2 separate regions of the Homo sapiens genome follow, and region 2 is linked to region 1. A link is an interaction called in ENCODE POLR2A ChIA-PET data of the cell type or tissue named here. Cell type or tissue: OCI-LY7. All regions are shown on one strand. Links, peaks and the distances in the headings refer to the core of each region. The heading gives the core; the rest is flanking DNA. Region 1 overlaps LRRK1-AS1 (LRRK1 antisense RNA 1). Region 2 overlaps LRRK1 (leucine rich repeat kinase 1).

Region 1 (9,193 bases), core at 4,481-6,980:
GACTTTCCCCATCCCAGCTCTGTGGTAGATGCCACTCTCATTACTCCCATTTTACAGATGAGGAAACTGAAGCACAGAGAGGTCAAGAAACCTGCTCCAGGTCACACAGCCAGTGAGCAGTGGAACCGGGGCTCAGAGGGAGGCAGTCTGACTCCAGAGCCAGAATGTACAGGCTTTTCATGTTGTGAGACGACAAATACATACACACGCGCCCACCAGAAGAAACCTACAGGCTGGGGCTGGGGGCAGAGTGGGGCTCCAAAGCCAGCAGACCTGGGACTGCATCCTAGCACTGCTGATCCCCAGACAGGTGACTTTGGTCGATTATCTTTTACATTTAGAGACAGGATCTCACACTGTTGCCCAGGCTGGAGTGCAGTGGTTGCAATCATAGCTCACTGCAGCCTTGACCTCCTGGGCTCAAGCGATCCTCCCACCTCAGCCCCCCAAGTAGGTAGGACTACAGTTGCATACCACGCCTGGCTAGGTTTTTAAACTTTTTGTAGAGATAGAGTCTCACTGTGTTGTTCAGGCTTGTCTTGAACTCCTGGGCTCAAGCGATCCTCCCACTTCAGCCTCCCAAAACACTGGGACTACAGGTGTGAGCATCTCGCCCAGCTCATTATTTCTGTTCACTTGTTACTTCATCTGTGAAACAGGAGAATAAACCCTACGGGAGCTGTGAGAATGAAAGGAGATCAGTCACATTCACAAACATGGGTGGCACTGTGGCCTCTCCAGCCATGGTAGATAGGCAGGAAGTGTGAGTTCCCATCCCCAGTCCTCCTCCTTCCCAGATAACCTCAGAAAGTCCCATAATTGTCCTGGGTGCAGGGATAGCATTTGGAAAAACTGATGGTTCTATTCATCCTGCTACAGGAGCCTCTTGGAAGATGCAAATGGATGAAACAACAGAAAACTGTGCTGCAAAAGGCCGATGCTCTGTGTATGGCCTCTCAAAAGATGTGAAACTAGGGGGAAAAACAATACCGTTCTTACCCTTTTCCTGGGCACCGCAGAGCCCTGTGATTCTGCTCACACCTGCAATCACCACCGCCTGATGTTCCGCTCTCAGATGCCCCAGGGACTATCCAGCCTGCAAGCCCAGGGCCTGTGTCCTGAGTCAGTAATCAGCTTCCCCTCTGGATTCACCTCTGAATTCCAAAATGGGTTGTCTGGGAACTTCATCAACTTCATGACTTCCATGTTCAATGGGAAAGTCAGCCTGCCTGGCCAAAGCAACAGTGAAATATGGGTTAACGTTACAACAATGTAATGCTGATTTAGATGTCAGTTTAATAGATGATGGGTGGTATTAGAAAGCACCTTCAGCCGGGCACGGTGGCTCGCGCCTGTAATCCCAGCACTTTGGGAGGCCGAGGCGGGCAGATTGCCTGAGGTCAGGAGTTCAAGACCATCCTGGCTAATATGGTGAAACTCTGTCTCTACTAAAAATACAAAAATTAGCCGGGCGTGGTGGCTGGTGCCTGTAGTCCCAGGTACTTGGGAGGCTGAGGCAGGAGAATTACTGGAACCCAGGAGGCAGAGGTTGCAGGGAGCTGAGATCACGCCACTGCACTCCAGCCTGGGCAAGAGGGCAAGACTGTCTCCAAGAAAAGCAAAAGAAAAAGGAAAAAAAAAAAAGAAAAGAAAGCGCCTTCAAGGCCATCTGTTTCTCTGCTACTACCCTTTTTGGAAAGACAAATCTCCTTCCCCTCCCTGTCCTCCTTCCTTCTACATTCCCCTAGGGCTGTGTACCTCTCTCTCAGCGTGCCCTGCCTTGGTGCCTCTGTGGCAGGGCCAGGTCTGACTTCCCAGATGAGCTTGCTCTCCTAAGCTGCATCATTGCATGACTCTCCTCTTTCCTAACCTCCCTCACTCCTCCAGCTCCCTTCTGCTGGTGAATGACATCTCTTCACGCCACACAGTCACAGGACGGCTGCTCCACCACCGGCATCACATCTCCTTTCCAGGCAGGAAGAAGAGGAAGGAGGAAGAGACAGGACAAAGGTGGTCTTTCTTCCAGTAAAGCTTTGACTTTTTATCTAGAAAACATTATCTCTGAGCTTTTCACCTACATTTCCTTGGCCAGACCTGGGTCACGTGGTCACCTCTAATTGAGAAGATGAGTATTTCAGAGGGACACATTTTTGTTCCCTCCCAAATCAGGGCTGTGTTAGGAAGAAAGCGGGAATGGGTCCTGGGAAGGCAGCTCGCAGTAACTCCACACAGTCTGTCCCTTTGCTATCCAGCACTCACGCAGCCCTTCCCTCAGACACAGAAAACATCAGTGTCTCCCAAGGCAAACAGCCAGAATCCCATCTTGCTACTTCCAGGGCAGGCTTCTTTGTAAGGTGCAGGTGGGGCGCCCTGTGGTCCTGTGACCTTGAAACTCAAAGACAAGTTATCTGCCCCGACATACTCAGGATCAGTGGTTGGTTAGAAACAGGAAAAGTGCAGTACAGCTTCCATCCAGCAACACGGAAAGGGATGCACACAGCAGTCGCTGGAGCAGGAAGTCCTGCTGAGTGAGGACGCCTGGCTTCCTGGGTACCATCTAGCACCCTGCTCTGCTCTCAGGAAGATGTGCCAGAGCCATTGCCTTCTGCAGACTCAGCTCTGCCCTATTCTCCTTATTCATTATTCTCCATGGGGTGGGTCTTGAGGGGATACGCCATTTCTGGGGGCCACACGGCTTCCTGTTGGTGTGAGTCTGGAGTCCTGGGGGTGGCTTCAAGTATTGGCTGTTACTCACCAACCTTGCATTCTTTTGGAGAATACATTTACTCAAAAACTTGGTTGGCTTCCAGTCTTCTAATTTTATTTATTTATTTTTGTGGTCAGTTCCGATAGCGGCCTCTATTTGGTGGTTGGAGGTCAACTTGTGACCCCTGCTGCCCTCTGGAGTCTCATTTTCAAATGATGTCTCCTGAGGTTGAATCTGATTGGTGGAGTGAGGTCACATGCCTGTGCCCTGGCTGCAAAGGAGGCTGGGAGGGAAGTTTTCTCTGTTCTACTTCAGGGACATGGGACTCTCAAGATGGGAAATGCCCCCAAACAGAGCCAGTATATTCTACAGATATGAGGCAGCCAGAAAACAGGAGGGGAACCGGGCGTGGTGGCTCATGCCTCTAATCCCAGCACTTTGGGAGGCTGAGGTGCGCAGATCACTTGAGCCCAGGAGTTTGGGACCAGCCTGGGCAACATGGTGAAACCCTGTGCCTACAAGAAATACAAAAAATTAGCCAGTCGCGGTAGTCTGCATCTGTATTGGGAGGCTGAGGTGGGAGGATCCATTGAGCATGCTATTTCCACCTCCTCACCTCTCCTTTCTGCAGTCCACCCCATTTGCCCTTTTTCCTCCTACTCCTTTAGCCACTCTTTGTGTCTTCTCAACTTGCTCCTCCTATTCCTCCTCCCTCTCTTAGATCTGAGGGATCCTGCGCCACCTCGGTGATTTCCTCTATAAATTGATGGCCTCATTTCTAGCTCCAGGTCAGAGCTCTGAGTTCCTAAGGCTCTTAGCTCACCTGACATTTGTGTTTGGTTTTTCCACAGCCATCTCAAACTTCATCTGTTCAATGCAGAACTCCTGATTTCCCTTTTTAATCTGCCTAACCGCTCTCAACCAGTGTACCCCATTTTCACAACAGCTACAACTATTTTCGGGCCAACAGTATATGAGTAATTCTTGATTCTCCTTCTTTCCTTCTCAGCCCATGTATTATACAATCCAGCAGCAAGCAACGTTGGGTTCTATCTTCTCATGTACCCCAATTCTCCCCATATCTTCCTGTTTCTGCTATCAGCAGTGTCATCCAAGTAGCCGTCAGTTTTCACCTGGATTGCTCCAGAGGCCTCCTAATGGTCTCGCTGCTTCCACTTTTGTTCCTTCTAGTTCTATCATTTCAGTCCTTTCTTCATTTTCCTCACAGCACGTGAACACTTGTTTGATTTGTAATGAATTATAGAAATGATCCCTGAAAGTAGAGAGTATAGTCTTACACTTGTTTAATTTGCAATCATGTTATTTGTCTGTTTCCTTATCTGCTCCCCACCTTCAATACCAGGCCCATGAGGACAGGGACCATCCCTGTGTTAGTCACTGACTAGTAGTGGGAAAAGTAGATACTCTATAAAGAAGTATTTGAAGCCAGGAGTGGTGGCTCATGCCTGTAATCCCAGCAACTTGGGAGGCTGAGGTGAGAGGGTTGCTTGAACCCAGATGTTTGAGGCTGCACTAAGCTATGATTGCACCACTGCACTCCAGCCTGATAACAAAGCAAGACCCTGTTTCTTTTCATAAAAGAGAGGCCGGGTGTGGTGGCTCATGCCTGTAATCGCAGCACTTTGGGAGGCTGAGGCAGACGGATTGCCTGAGCTCAGGAGTTCACGACCAGCCTGGGCAACACGGTGAAACCCCGTCTCTACTAAGATACAAAAAATTAGCCAGGCATGGCAGTGTGCACCTGTAGTCCCAGCTACTCGGGAAGCTGAGGCATGAGAGTTGCTTGAACCCGGGAGGCGGAGGTTGCAGTGAGCCAAGATCGTGCCAGTGCACTCCAGCCTGGGCGACAGAATGAGACTCCATCTCAAAAAAAAAAAAAGAAAAAAAAAATGTTTGATTTGACTATCTCTCAAATGTAGCTCAGCATCTGGTACTTCAAAAATTTTTGAGTCTTCTGGCCTGAACACCTGAGGAAACATTGCCTGTAGGGTATGTTTTTGTGGGGCAGAGATCATTTTGCAAACCCCATGGCCCATTCAGCTCTCAAGCTGCGTTTAAAATGAATCAATCTGATCTTAAACCTACTAATAACCAGAAGTGCCGTGCAGCCAACTAGCTCACCCCCAGGGTGGGTCCAGGCCCTGATCACTGCCAGCGATGAACTGATGCTCTTGTGGCCATCCACACACTTGCTCCCCAGAGGCCTCAGGCTTCCCGGCCGCCCAGCCTGTTGACATGTGCCGTGATAATTCTCCAAAGCCTCAGGTGAAGTGTGTGGGGAGCAGATCTCCCAAGCAGGTCAAAGGTGGCTTGATTTAGGATGTGTTGTCCTTTCCTTTTTGGGTACAAGCTGGAACCCGTGTGCAAGATGGTTTTGTTCAGGCTTGTCAAGTTATAGGAATGATCCTGTGCACCTCACATCTCTAGTTTATAGCTTCAGAGCCTGTGAGAGAGGAATGGGAACCCTTCACACATCGTAACTATGAGTAGCATATCTTAGGCACCAGCTACATGCCAGCCCCCAGCTAGGTCTTTATTGACATCATCTTCAGTCCTCACGTGGCTCTGCAAGTGAATGGGTCTGTGCAGCTCAAGACTGAGAAAGCCTGCAGCCGAGCCCCCTGCCCCTGCCTGCACCCTTTCCAACTCCTCCAGAGCTGGAGCTGTGAAGGCGGCCTTTGCCAGGTTCCCCTGCAGGTGAGGTTACATCTTGGGGGTTCCTAGGTTTTTTTCTTGTTGCAGGGGTGGAGACTTGGCAGCCTGGGAATGTAGGGCCATGGAGTAGGCAGGTGGGGGCCTGGCCTGGGTCCCACCTTGGCTGAGTGATCTGGCCAGAGCTGGTGTGGGGGGTGTAGCTTGGCCTCCCACAAGCCTCCCTCAGGGGGTCTGGGCCAGGCCCAGCATTTGGATTGACAGACTCAGCCCACCCAGGAAAGCATAGACTCTTAGAGGGAGAGGGATCTTGGAGGGCTTCTCAGCACTTGCCAGCATTTACCACTCACTGTGTCTGCAAGGGACACTCACTCCACTTCTGATAGAGGTATTGCACCACTATACCAATTATTGTTCTTGTAGCTATTATTATTATTCTGCTAATTATTTTCATATTGAGGTGGGAGAGTATGGCTCATTTATTTTTGTACCCACAATGACACAATGCCTGGGAGGCAGGAGTATGGAGCAGATGGATGAATAAGTGAATGGGTGGATGGATAAGTGGATAGGTGGTTGGATAGTTGGATGGATAAGTGGGTAGATGGGTGGATGATTGGGTGGATGGGTGGATGGTTGAGTGAATAGGTGGTTGGGTGGATGGGAGGGTGAATAGGTGGTTGGGTAGACAGCTGGATGAGTGAATAGGTGGGTAGAGGGGTGGATAGGTGAGTGGAGGGGTGGATGGTTGGATGGACAGATGGGTGGATGGGTGAATGGATGCATGAGTACATGGATAGATGGGTGGATAGGTGCATGGGTGGATGACATAAGGGTGTATTGATTGGTAGATATGTGGATGGGTGTGTGAGTGGATAGGTGGTTGAGTGGATGGATGGATAGGTGGGTGGATGGGTAGATGGGTGGATAGATGAGTACTTGGGTGTATGGGTGTGTGGGTTGATAGGTGGGTGGATTGGTGAATGGTGGGGTGGACAGGTGGTTGGGTGGGTAGGTAGATAAGTGGATAGATGGGTAGATGGGTGGATGGGTGTGTGAGTAGATAGATGGCTGGGTGGATGGATAGATGTGTGAGTGGATGGGTAGATGGGTAGGTGGATGGGTGATTGGGTGTGTGAGTATATGGATGTGGATGGGTGGATGGGTGTGGGGGTAGATAGATGGTTGGGTGGATGGGTAGATAGGTGGATAGGCAGATGAGTGGGTGAAAGGGTAGATGGTGGATAGATAAATGGATGAGTGGATGGGTAAATTAATGTATGTGTACATGGGTAGATGGATAGATGGGTGGGTGGGCGGGCAGATGGGTGAGGAGGTTGAGGGCGGGGGGGATTTGCCTCCACTTGCCCAGTCAGCTATCACAGAGGTACAGCACTCCAGTCCTTCTCACCCTCAGCTCCCCGTCTTTCTCCTTGTCTTTGACCATGCCTGTTGGTCTCTCCTCTCACACTGGGGGCATATAATGTGGCTGGGCTTTGGGATCAGGCTGAGTGTCCATTCTGCCCCTCAGCAGTGATGGGGCCATGGGGTGGTGCCAGTCACCAGCAGCAGCAGGGCCTGTGGTAAGAAAGAAGCAGGCGCACTGGCTGGGGCCACTCCTGCAGCTCCCCACACGGAGCCCTAGGCCTCTGGTTCCTTGTGCCTTTGGGGTAGCACTGCCGATACAACTTTCTGTGATGGTGGAAGGTTCTGGGTCTGTGCCATGCAATATGGGAACCATTAGCCCTGGGTGGCCATGGAACACTTGAAGTGTGGCTCATGTGGCAGAGGAGCTGACTTCCAAAATATACTTAATTTTAATTAGTTTAAATATATATTTCGATAGTGGCAGATAAGTAGTGGCTACCATTTTGGGCAGCACAGCTCTGGTGGGCTGGGCTAACTCTTGTTTGTAAAATCGCCTCATCCAAGGGAGGTTCCTGGGAAAGGGAGCCCCCTGACTCCTAAACCTGAGAACCCAAAATAGAGCTATGGAGGGTAGTCTTTCAGCAGGGGTGTTGGAGACACAGCTGTTGGGGGCTCAGGCACCCTGTGCTGTCAGCAGGGGCAGGAGCATCTGGTGGCTGGACACACTGCAGAGAGGTTGCTGGTCCCCTGCCCCATGTCCGTTCACTGTCTCCCAGACCTCCTGACTCTGAGCTGGGCCTCTTGGAATGAAGACCACAGGTCTCAGCCTCCCTTGCCTCTGGGTGTGGCCAGGTGACCTCTTTCATGAGACAAGGATGAAAGCAGAAATGCTGGGAGGCAGTGACTGGGAAATATCCGGAAGGAGACCCCTCTGGGCATGGCCTCTGCCTATCTCCCCTTTCCTCCATCCTGCTGCTTGGAGCAGAGGTGAGGACCAGAGTGCACCTTTAGCCATGAGGACCAGGAGACAGCCTGGGCTATGGGCAAGAAAGCTGGAGGGAGCCTCAGCTTCATGTTCAAGCCCAACCAGCTCATTGCCCTGGAGGGGAGCCCTGGCGAGCCGAGGTTTACCAGGCCTGGCTCTCTTCTGTCCTCTCCTGCGCTCCGCAGGGTCCTGGGCTTTCTTTCTAGCACGTGGTCCTGGCAGGTGCTGAGGGGCACGGCCCAGCTTCTCAGACAGCATCCGCCTCCCCTGCTTCCTTTCCAGCCTCTCCTCTGGCTGGGACAGACTATCTCTCTCCAGGTGGGACACTGGCTTGGTGTACAGGTCCTCCTATCCTGTTGTTTATGGTCTAAACTTTATCCTTGGAGCCTTTTGGAACCAAAAACCAAAACATAAAACCAAAAACCCAAAAACGTTGATCTGTTATAAAGCCTGGCTCTTGCAGTTTTAGGCCTCGGCTCTTAATGTAGTTTCACTTCCCAGCGTCTCCGTAGCCATCAGTGGAAGTCGAAAATGTACAAGTGTGTGCCCTGTTCCCGACTGTGCGGCCCCACCCTGGGGACAGCGAGTCTGAAATAACCCCTACCTGAATGGCCTAAGTGATGGGGCAGCATAAAGTACCAAAAAATCCCCCAAACCAGAAACAAAGCATTTTGTCAATATGTTAAAGTATTATATTATTCTGACACAAAGAGAAATAGCTCCCTGTGAGCTGACAACAAATGCTGAATTCCGAAATGGGGTCTCTCTGTTAATGGGGTAGACGCTTCTTGGACTGAAAGGTATTTGGATCCCATGGGGGGTGGGTGAGGAAGCGCAGAGTGGAGGGGTGGGGTAGGGTGAGCTTGTCTGAAAGGGTGTAGCCCCTTTAAAGTCTTTCGGGGCCCACCCCTCAAAACAGATGCCAGCCGGAGTCAAGCCCACCCCTAACCCCCCGCCACACACACACACGCGCACACACACGCACTGCCTACTGCTGCTCTTGGCTGGTTTCGTATTTCCACTCCATGCCTCTCAACTCCGGCAAGAATAACATTTCCATTTGTACCTTGTTAGGCCCTGGAGACCACAGGGTTCTAAGGAAAACGAGAGCACACATGTTTCCTCGCTGACTCACATGAGGGTCGACGGGTTTCAGCCATAAAGGTCCACTGTGCCCCAGCAGAAGCTGGGTGCGTGGCAGCCAGCCCCAGGAGCCCCCCGGGGGTCTGCAGGTTGCAGGGGGTGATGTATTTTTTTTTTCCTAGAACAGTGGGTGAGCAGGGGGCTGGAGCTGGCAGACTGTGACACATGTGTGTGTGAGGTCTTCAAAGCCTGCTTAGGTCCCCAGGCTCTTCCCCAATACAGGGTGGCCCCTCCCTCCCACCTCAGGGCCAGGGGCCTCAGGGTCATGTCTGCCCTATCAGTGGCGTCTGCTCTTAGAAACACCTGAACACGGACAG
Region 2 (9,193 bases), core at 423-2,922, 80 kb after region 1:
TCTTCTGGAGGCCTGTCTCAGCCTGCTGAGCCCTCATCCCAGCTTACATCTATCGAGATGCCTGTGGTTCAGCTGACGTTGACAGGGTCCTCAGGGTGCCCCCCACCCCCTCAATGAAGCATGAGCTCTTCTACACCCGCCAGAGGTCACCGGGCAGAGGCCAAAGTTGCAGGGACCTTGCTGAATGCTGGGCCCACCCCAGACCGCCCCGGGGCACCTCCCAGGGCAGAGCCAGGAACAGAGTGCAGCTCCGCAGCCTAGACACCGCGTCGGCTGTGGTGGGGGTGGGAAGAGGTCTGCAGAACAAAGCTGGAGTCAGGGCAGAGCAGGGAGCTGGGCCTCATGCCAGTGAGGGGGCAGGGCAGAAAGCCTCCTTGTGGGGAGCTGGGGGAGCTCAGGAGGCTGGCTGTGCAGGGCAATGGAGTGGAGACCCGTAGCTCACTGTCCAGGACAACATGCTCTAAGAAAGCGTATCGAAATCCATCCCCAGGACTTTAGGGAAAGAAGGCAGCCAAGGCAAACAGGCTCCAGGTCTCTATCTGCAGTCCTGGCTCAGGCCCCGGCCAGGGCGGTGAGTGCCACGTCCCGGCTGGGTGTGAACGTGGGTGCGCGTGCAAGAATGCAGGCTTCGCGCTGGCGGCCTTGGAGGGGGCAGACACCCTGCCCAGGAGGCCCTGCACAGAGCAGGCTTTATTCCCTCTGGTCGTGCAGGAGGTGGTGCCCTGGCTGGGGGCTCTCGCCAGCGGTGGCCTCAATAACACTTTGTGTCGTGTTCTCCTGCGCTCTGGTACGGGCCTGGTCCCAAGCTGCGTAGCCTCGCTGTGGGGCCATGGTCATAAATGACTCTAAGGTTCATTTCATACCTGTTTTTTTTTTTTTTAAATGAAACTGAAGAAGGGTGAAGAGAAGAGTTCATGTATTTTGCGACCATCCAGAAGTAATAATAATACTCATTTACCAAGCACACCGGCCTAGACCTTTGGGTATGCTAGGCCTTCTGTCTCTTCTTATACCTGTTTTGTAGATGGGCAAACTGGAATTGGATGATGACAGTCACATTTTAACAAAGCAACACCAGTAAAGGCTTCTTGTGCATTTAGTGAGGGCGCCTATGCACAGACAGGCCCCTCAGGGTGGATGAAACCAGAGCTGGCTGAGCCGTGCCTGAATCCTGTGGGCGGAGGAGCCCGGAAAAGCCAGGGAGCTGCCCCCCACTGAGGGGCAGCTTCTCAAAGGAGGGGACAAGGCCCCGGGTCTTGAGAACTGAATCGGAGGCCGTCTGGGAAGAGGTGCGTGGAGGGGCTGTTCCTGGAGGAGGCTGGGATGTCAAGGGCCCAGCACAGAGTGGGGTGCTTTGTGGGGAGGGTGCCGGGCCCAGCAGGGACTGGAGGCCAGCCTCATAGAGGCTGGGGCTAATCCCAAGGTGCAGCACAGCTGGCTGGGCCTTTAATGGGGAGAGTGCCCCTTGGGGTCTCATTTAGAAAGGCCAGGGCTAGGAGGTTAAAGAGCTGAGTCTGCAGGGCTATGCTGCACAAAGAGAAACTGCGTCTGGTGTAAGACGGCGAGTACTTGGCGGGAGGCAGAGATGGAGGGAGGGAGATCAGGACCTCCAGGACCTGGTGATCAAGTGGCTGTGAGGTGGCTCTGGCCTGGGCAGGTGGGGAAGAGGCTCCGGATAGGGGAAGGGCACACGCATGACTGCTCACCGTGCCATTTGTACCAACAGTCCTTCCACCTGAGTCAGGGCATTTGCATGTGAAAGGGGGTTTTTCATTCGGCCTGCAGTCTGGCTGGGGACTTGACTTAGGTTTTTGCAAACCGGAAGGCACTAATGACGGACCAGGTCTGATATCTTTCCTCCCACCGTCTCTAAGTCTACGTCCTAGGCCAGGTGGTCCTAGGTGTGGCTCTGCAGGCGCCACCCTGACATAGCTAGGAGACGCCTCCTAGGCGTGGAAGTGCATCAGAGACCTGCATACCTGCCTTTGCCCCGACCTCACCTTTTTAATAACAGGCACGGCCAAGAAGCAGGTGACGACAGCTGGAGTATCCAAGGCCTGTTGGGGTGTGTTTAAGGGGCACATGCCCTTGAGGGTGTAGATGTAGATTTTCTGGTCCTGCAGAGGCAGACAGGTCCACTGTGAGACCCAGGCTGGAAAGTGTCTGGCATTTCCCAAGCCATTCCCATGAGGATGCACTTGGACTTGGGGATCCCCTATGGGTCTTGGAAAGTTACATGGATTGACACGTTCTGGTGGGTTGTTTATGGATTTCTGCTCTTTGTAGAAACGTTGAAAAAGACAGACTAGTCTAAAGAGGAAACAGAAAATAGCCCGTCATCTATTCCCCAGAGAAAACCAACATTGGGATCTGGGGGCACAGCCTCTCAGAAGTTCTCTGTGGTATTTGTGTGTGCACCTGGTACTGGCAAAGTGGACTCACGCCGCAATGCTGTCTTCTCACTGTTCTTCCCATGTGAGACAGCATGCTTTAGGCAGAGCCCTTGCTTTCCTCACTCTAGGAGGAAATGTTCACTGTTCTTCCCATGCAACAGCACGCTTTAGGCAGAGCCCTTGCTCTCGCCCATTCTAGGAGGAAATGTTGTGGGAGCATCTCTTGGATGCCTGGGACTGGGCTGCACCTACTTCGGCTAATCTGTTGTCAGATGTTTCTTAACACTGAGATTTCTGAGGCTTAAGTGGTACGCAAGGCTGGAGTGCAATGGTGCGATCTTGGCTCATTGCAACCTCCACCTCCTGGGTTCAACCGATTCTCCTGCCTCAGCCTCCTGAGTAGCTGGGAACACTCACGCACCACCATGCCCAGCTAATTTTTGTATTTTTTAGTAGAGACGGGGTTTCACTATGTTGGCCAGGATGGTCTCAATCTCTTGACCTCGTGATCCTCCTATCTTGGCCTCCCAAAGTGCTGGGATTACAGGCGTGAGCCCCTGTGCCTAGCCTGCCTCAGAACATTTGTGTTTGGCCAGTTGTCTCGGGACTTCTCAGAAGACCCCTCCTTGGGCCTTCTAGTGACTTCCCTGATTTCCCTGATGTGAAGGCAAGAGGCCTTCAGAGCTGAGTGACTAGCAGTGTTATGGGAAACACAGGCACGTCCCTAGCCTCCTGGGTCTCGTCTCCTGCTGAGGGTCTACATCTGGTCCTCACCATCGCAAATCCCGGCCTCCAGCCAGCAGCAGGCAGGGTTGAGCTGCCCCTGGTGACAGGCTGCTACTTCTCGGGGCTCCTGGCATTACTTGGGGACTGCACGGGGATGCGCTGGGGGTTATCTGAAAGTTCACTTGACCTGGCGTCCTGTATTTTTATGAATGTGGCCCCCACCCAGGGCTGCACCCAGTGGGCAGTGCTTACCTCGGTGGGCAGGCCTGCGGGCAGTGCTTACCTCGGTGGCTGTCCACAGGGATCTCTGGACCTGGAGCTGGCAGCTCACCTTCATCCCAGGGCAGCACATCCTCTGCACCTCCATGAGGCCCTTCTCTGTGTTCACCACCGTGTAGTTCCTGTAAGTGGCAGAAACTGTGCTGTCAGTGCCCGGGGGCCAGGGGCTGCCTCCTTTCCCTGAGCCTGGCCTGCCAGCTGCGAGCCTCGTCTACCTCCCCTGCTCCCACCCAGGGTTGCATCCTGTGTTCTGAGAGGGCAGAGCCGGGTTCTGCCCGAAGGGTAATGCTTGACCGTCGCCCGCAGGAAGGGCATTCGCCAGAGAAGAAAGGCTGTCCTCTTTCCGTGACCCCTCAGGGTTGAGACGGTTGCCCCCAGTACGAAGGAGGGGCCCTCCCGCCGGCCATATCCTGCCCGCCCCTGTTATGCGGGGAGCTCCTCACTGTAGAGTAGACAAAGCCAGGGCTAAAGACAAGTTGGGAGAATTCCAGAGGAGATTGGGTTGGGGCGGGGGGGCACTCAAAATGTGCTCCCAGCACGAGTGCTCTGAGAACTAATGGCTTGTCATTTGCGAGAGCCTTGGCTCACCAGGCCGGCTGTCCCCGGCATCGCTGTCTCCCCTCAGGCTGTGGCGGGCATCCTGAGCACTCACTGCATGGCAGAGGAGGCTGAAGCTGATGGGGCTGGGAAGTTATGTACCCCGCATCACGCAGCTCTGTCCCTCAGACTCAAGAGAATATGTTAAGCTCGCGGATAGCAGTTCTCAATATAAAGTTTCTCCTGCCACCAAATTTTAAAAAGCTGTTGACTGATAACGTATTTGCAGATGATAGAAATGGTAGAAAATACAGCAAACAAAAACTTCCTTCAGGTGTATTTGTCTCCTTTTCCCATCATTTTTTTATGCATCAGAAAAACAAAACTAAGATATTTGAATAGCTTTTACTTTGAAAACAAACAGTTAAAAATATAGAGAGTCATAAAGAATAATTGCCCCTGTTCCCTGCAACTGGAATTGTGTCCTAGGCGTATCCTGTTTACCTGCTCGTCTGCCCTGCCTCTCCTGCCTCCTTTCCTTCCTTAATTCTCAGACAGATCTCAAGTCAAGTCCGGTTCCATCCTGGCTCCCCTGCTTGGCTGCCCGTGTGCTCCCAGCCAGCCCCCTCCTCCCTTCCTGTGAGTGAGTCTCTCTTCAGGCCGCAGTGAGTTTTAAAGAACCTTCACAGGTCACAGGAAGAGGCCTCTGTCTTCCCTCTGGGATGAGTCTTCAGAGCCCTGAGCGGAACTGTCTCAGGTACCTGCCGCGTGTGTGTCTCTAGGCCAGCAGGGCAGGGCCCGGCCCAGCCTCCCAGGACCAGTCTGGCCCAAGGTCCTCCAATTCACCCTCAGAAGTCTGACGATGTCCTTGCTTCTAGGGTGGCAGATGTTCCAGGTGCACTCCCTGCCCCGGACCTGGACTCTGCCATGATTCTGATGAGCCCTGGTTCACTTTGGTACTTAGAGACCACAGTCTGGGTCCTAGGGGTGCATATTGGCATTTGGTTGGTCCTTGTTTTTAGGCCTTTTCAGTGAGCAGAACTGAGATATTTGTGTTTATTTTTCAACTATGTCACGAGTCTATCCAATCGATTCAGAACTGCAGGCTTTTACTTACCCGACTTTACATCTCTTTCCCCTTTAGCTCATGTTTCCAGCAACAGCAACATAATTACTCATTAACTGACTCCACAACCACAAGCAGCATCTTAGAGTAACAATCATAACAGTGCTGCCAACAATATAATTACTGAAACCTGTTTAATTAATATGTTTGCTTTTTGTTTTGTCCTTAGAGTACATCCCATCAGGAAGGCGTGCTCCATCGCTGTGTTTTGGAATAACTTCTCTTTTTTTCTGAGGCAGGGTCTCACTCTGTCACCCAGGCTGGAGTGCAGTGGCACAATCACCACCCACTGCAGTGGCAAACTCCTGGGTTCAAGTAATCCTCCTGCCTCAGCCTCCTGAGTAGCAGGGACTACAGGTGCTCGCCACCATTCCCAGCTAATTTTTGTTATTTATTTATTTTTGTAGAGACAAAGTTTCACCATGTTTCCTAGACTGGTCTCAAACTCCTGAACTCAAAAGATCCACCTGCCTCAGCCTCCTAAAGTGCTGGGGTTACAGGCATGAGCCACAAGGCCTGGTCAGAAAAACTTCCTTACAGCATCATTTCTTAGAGTACGTCTGTGTCACAACCCTCAGTCCGAGTGGCATAAAACCTGACGCAAACTCACAAAGACTGACCTAAGAGAAACTGCGAAGTCTGTTCCGTTTATCTTATTATGTCTCAAGCTCATTCCTCACTCTACCCCAGGCATCCTCCCCAAAGGTCACACTCCAGATGCCGTCTTTACTACCGACTGTGCGCCTCCCACCCACCCCACGGCAAGCACGTCTTGTCTGGCCACCGCCTCCTAGTTTTTCGGCTCATCCCACCTGAAACCATAACTCTTGAGTTTTTTTTTTAACTCTGGCAATACCTAGGATCCTTTAGTACTTTGCATTGTGCTCCCTGAATTTGTGGCCTCACTTAGGTTCCTTGGTCCATCTCTGTATCACTCCCTTGAAAACACCCCAATGCCTCTGCCCCTCTCTCCCTTTGGCAAAACCCCAACTCTGTTTAGACGCCCCCCCCCGTTGCCCCTTCTGCAATCTGGGGCAGCAGAACATGCTTGAGAAAGTCACATAACCAGGCCGACAGGCCTCATTTCGTTTTTAAAAATGTTTTAAATTTTCTAATTTTTTAAAAGATGGGGTCTTGCTATGTTGTTCAGGCTAAACTTGAACTCCTGGGCTCAGGTGATTCTCCTGCCTCAGCCTCTGGAGTGGCTAGGACTGTAGGCACATGCCACAGTGCCCTCACGTCCCCAGACACCCTGGCAGATACTACCCATTTTTGGCATCTCTTAACCACAAAACCATACATGCACGTCTCTTTGTGTGGACTTTCTTCTGCTCTCCCTGCTCTTTCTTGAGTGCAGTCTAACCAGGTTCTGGACCCTACCGTCTGCTAAATAATTCTCACTGTGGTCAACATCGACTGTGTTCCCAGATTCCACGGCGGCCTCCCACCCCAAATACAAAGGGGGCAGGGCAGCCCGCAGGAGCTTACCTGGACTCCTCTTTTCCATCCCAAAACACCACGGTGTACTCCTGGCCCTGGGATGAGAAGAAGGCTGTCTGCTTCCCACAGCACAGTTCATACATGAAGGTGGCAAAAGTCGGGTCCTTCATCTGGCTCACCACCGACAGGGCCAGCGGTCGCTGAGGGAGAGAAGCCACCAGAAGAGAGCAAGGTCACTTACAACCGGATTGGTGCCCGTTCTGCCCATGAGATCAGCCAGCCCCAACCAGGGAGGAATGAGGGATTCTGTTCATTCAGACTAGATCCAAACAAGAGGCTGAAACAGCTTCAGACGTCAGGAGCAAACCCATCCAGGTATCTGGGTCACCTTTGGCTACGGCAATTTAAGCTCATCTGGTCAGGTTAGCTGAACCCTGGGTATTCCAACCCAGGCCCAAGGACATACACTCTTCATCTCACTATATTGCCCAAGCTGGAGTGCAGAACCTACTCACAGGTGCGATCAGGGCGCACCATAGCCTAAAACTCCTGGGCTCAAGTGATCCTCCTGCCTCAGCCTCCCCAGTGGCTGGGACTATAAGTCCATGTCACCATGCCCAGATAAGGACATGCGTTCTTCTAAAGAATACCCTGTTTACTCCCCATACATTAAACTAGCTCTGTCTGATTTAATAAATGAGTTTTAACTTTGAAACCACTAGCCTCTTCCAAAAACACAAAAACACCACCGTCAAAAAACTAGCCTGAACACTGTAATATGATCCCTGATTCTCACAACGAAACCTTTTCCCCATCACTTTACAAAGAGACACCCACATTCTCTCTGTTCTTGCATAGGGACTGTATTGTTATAAAGGGGTTTATATACTTTGTTTGCACGGTGAAGTAACACAAAAGTCGGGGAGGAAAAGGAAGTTTGTTTCGTAAGAGTGACACGCACACACAAAGACAATGAAAGTAGGTATGTTAGGAGCAGCAAACATCACCCTCTAGAAGAAATGAGCAGAGAAGGGTTGCCAATGGTGATGGTTGGGCAGCCAGGCACACACCCCCTGGGGACCCACAGCTTCCTCACATGGCAGGAGGTCCCAGGCCCTGGGCTCTGTGTCCCCAAGTACCTTCTCTGGCTTAGTGTCCCAGCACTCCATCATGAGCGCCTGCAGTCGCCGGAACTGCACTTCCTCCGGCTGCCCCAGAACCGGGCGGATGCCCTTGGACAGCTTCTTGGCAATCTGGAGCTGGTGGTGGCCCAGTGCAGGGCGCTGTCCTGACAGCAACTCGTAGAGCACCATTCCATAGGAGAACATATCTACCTGGGCACAGAACAAGCCAAGTCAGGTCGCTGCCTGGGCCCAGTGGCCTTCACAAGGTGGCCCTCAGGTGGAGGGACCAGGGAGACACAATTAGACAAGGAAAACAAACATTCAACAAACCACCTGACCATGTCCCTCTATCCATTTATCCATCCACCTATCTGACCACTTTCTCTTCTATCCATTTATCTATCCATTTTCTCACCCTTCCTTCTTTCCATCCATCCATCCACCCATCCATCCATTTGCTTGTCTTCCTGTACATTTATCCATTCTTCTCATCTGTCCATCCATCTATCCATCCGACCACCTGTCCTGCACATTTATCCATCTGTCTTCCTATCCTTCCTCTTTTCCATCCACCCATCCATCTGACTTCCCACCATATTGTCCATTTGCCCATTGTCCCATCCATCCATCTATCCATCGATCCATCCTTCCATCCAATAAAACACACTGAGAACTTGCTGTTAGTCACTGATTAAGGACTCCAAGGATGTCATGGTCCTTATTCTTGAGTACCAAGACAAGGCAGGAAAACACACACCCTCAGCTTAATGTGCTTGGTACTAAAAGTGTTATGTATTGCAACTCATAAAAAAAGGAGCGTCTCCTGGATCACAACATGTTGTCTCCTCTAATTTTCATAATCAAAAAGGTCCAGCAAGGAAAAATTTATACAGACCCCTATAAGGGTCAAGAAATAACATTTTAGCAGGAGAATGACTGAGATAGATAGACTTGAGAATTTTTAATGTGAATGTTTCCATGATAATCTGAGTTTCAAGGTGACCTCCTTGTTGAAGTCAGCTACTATTATGAAGCTCTTATTTTTGTTGCTCTGATTTGCCTTTTCTATGGGCAACAACCACAGGTGCTGAGCTAATCCATACATGCACAGGTCATTCCTACAGGAATTAGTCAATGACCATCTGTAGAATCACCAGATAATAAGAAATTATAGACAAGGGAATTTTAATGCTGGGTGATCAATTAACAAGGCTGGCACTAGATGTAATACATGCGTGGTAAGATGACTTCAAGTTGTGTGTGTGCCTGCATCTACCAAGTAGCCATCAGGGATAAATGTTATCAGAAGATCAACATTTAGTCATTGTCTCAACTGAGGCTGGCAGTGCAGTTGCCAGGGGATGCCAGCTTGCTCTTTCACTCTTCTCCTGGTTTGGCATTCAACTTGGCCAGCACCCTGTGGCCGGGACTTAAGGCCAAGGGTCTTTACCGTCCTTATTCTGTCTGCTCCTCCTGAGTGCCCTGCAAGGCTGGTCCTGTGTCCTCACTGTGGACATCTAAATGTGAGTTGGAGCCCAAATCCAGACCTGTTTCTCTCTTGGACTCTT

Evidence for each region. Peaks named below come from ENCODE experiments on the same cell type or tissue, not always from the same donor. Only the 100,000 strongest peaks of a DNase experiment are listed, where the experiment ranks them.
Region 2: POLR2A ChIA-PET joins it to region 1 with 6 read pairs; 3 of 35 experiments call an interaction of 5 or more read pairs at or near these places.

The regions. Positions count from the first base shown.
Region 1 is chr15:101,139,236-101,148,428 of GRCh38, reverse strand. The region is part of intron 1 of LRRK1-AS1 (LRRK1 antisense RNA 1); the gene reads left to right. Among named protein-coding and RNA genes, the nearest start is that of LRRK1-AS1, 8.0 kb to the left of the region's middle. In OCI-LY7, for the core only: no CTCF peak of the experiment used is centred there; no DNase peak of the experiment used is centred there.
Region 2 is chr15:101,055,498-101,064,690 of GRCh38, reverse strand. It overlaps LRRK1 (leucine rich repeat kinase 1), which reads right to left. Exons shown (of 34, transcript NM_024652.6): 28 at 7,641-7,835; 29 at 6,550-6,701; 30 at 3,403-3,520; 31 at 2,001-2,117. The region is part of intron 1 of LRRK1-AS1 (LRRK1 antisense RNA 1); the gene reads left to right. Among named protein-coding and RNA genes, the nearest start is that of LRRK1-AS1, 92 kb to the left of the region's middle. RefSeq lists enhancers at 1,148-1,812, 1,813-2,478. In OCI-LY7, for the core only: no CTCF peak of the experiment used is centred there; DNase peaks (open chromatin) are centred at 1,750 and 2,400; H3K4me3 peaks cover 1,445 bases; H3K27ac peaks cover 2,485 bases.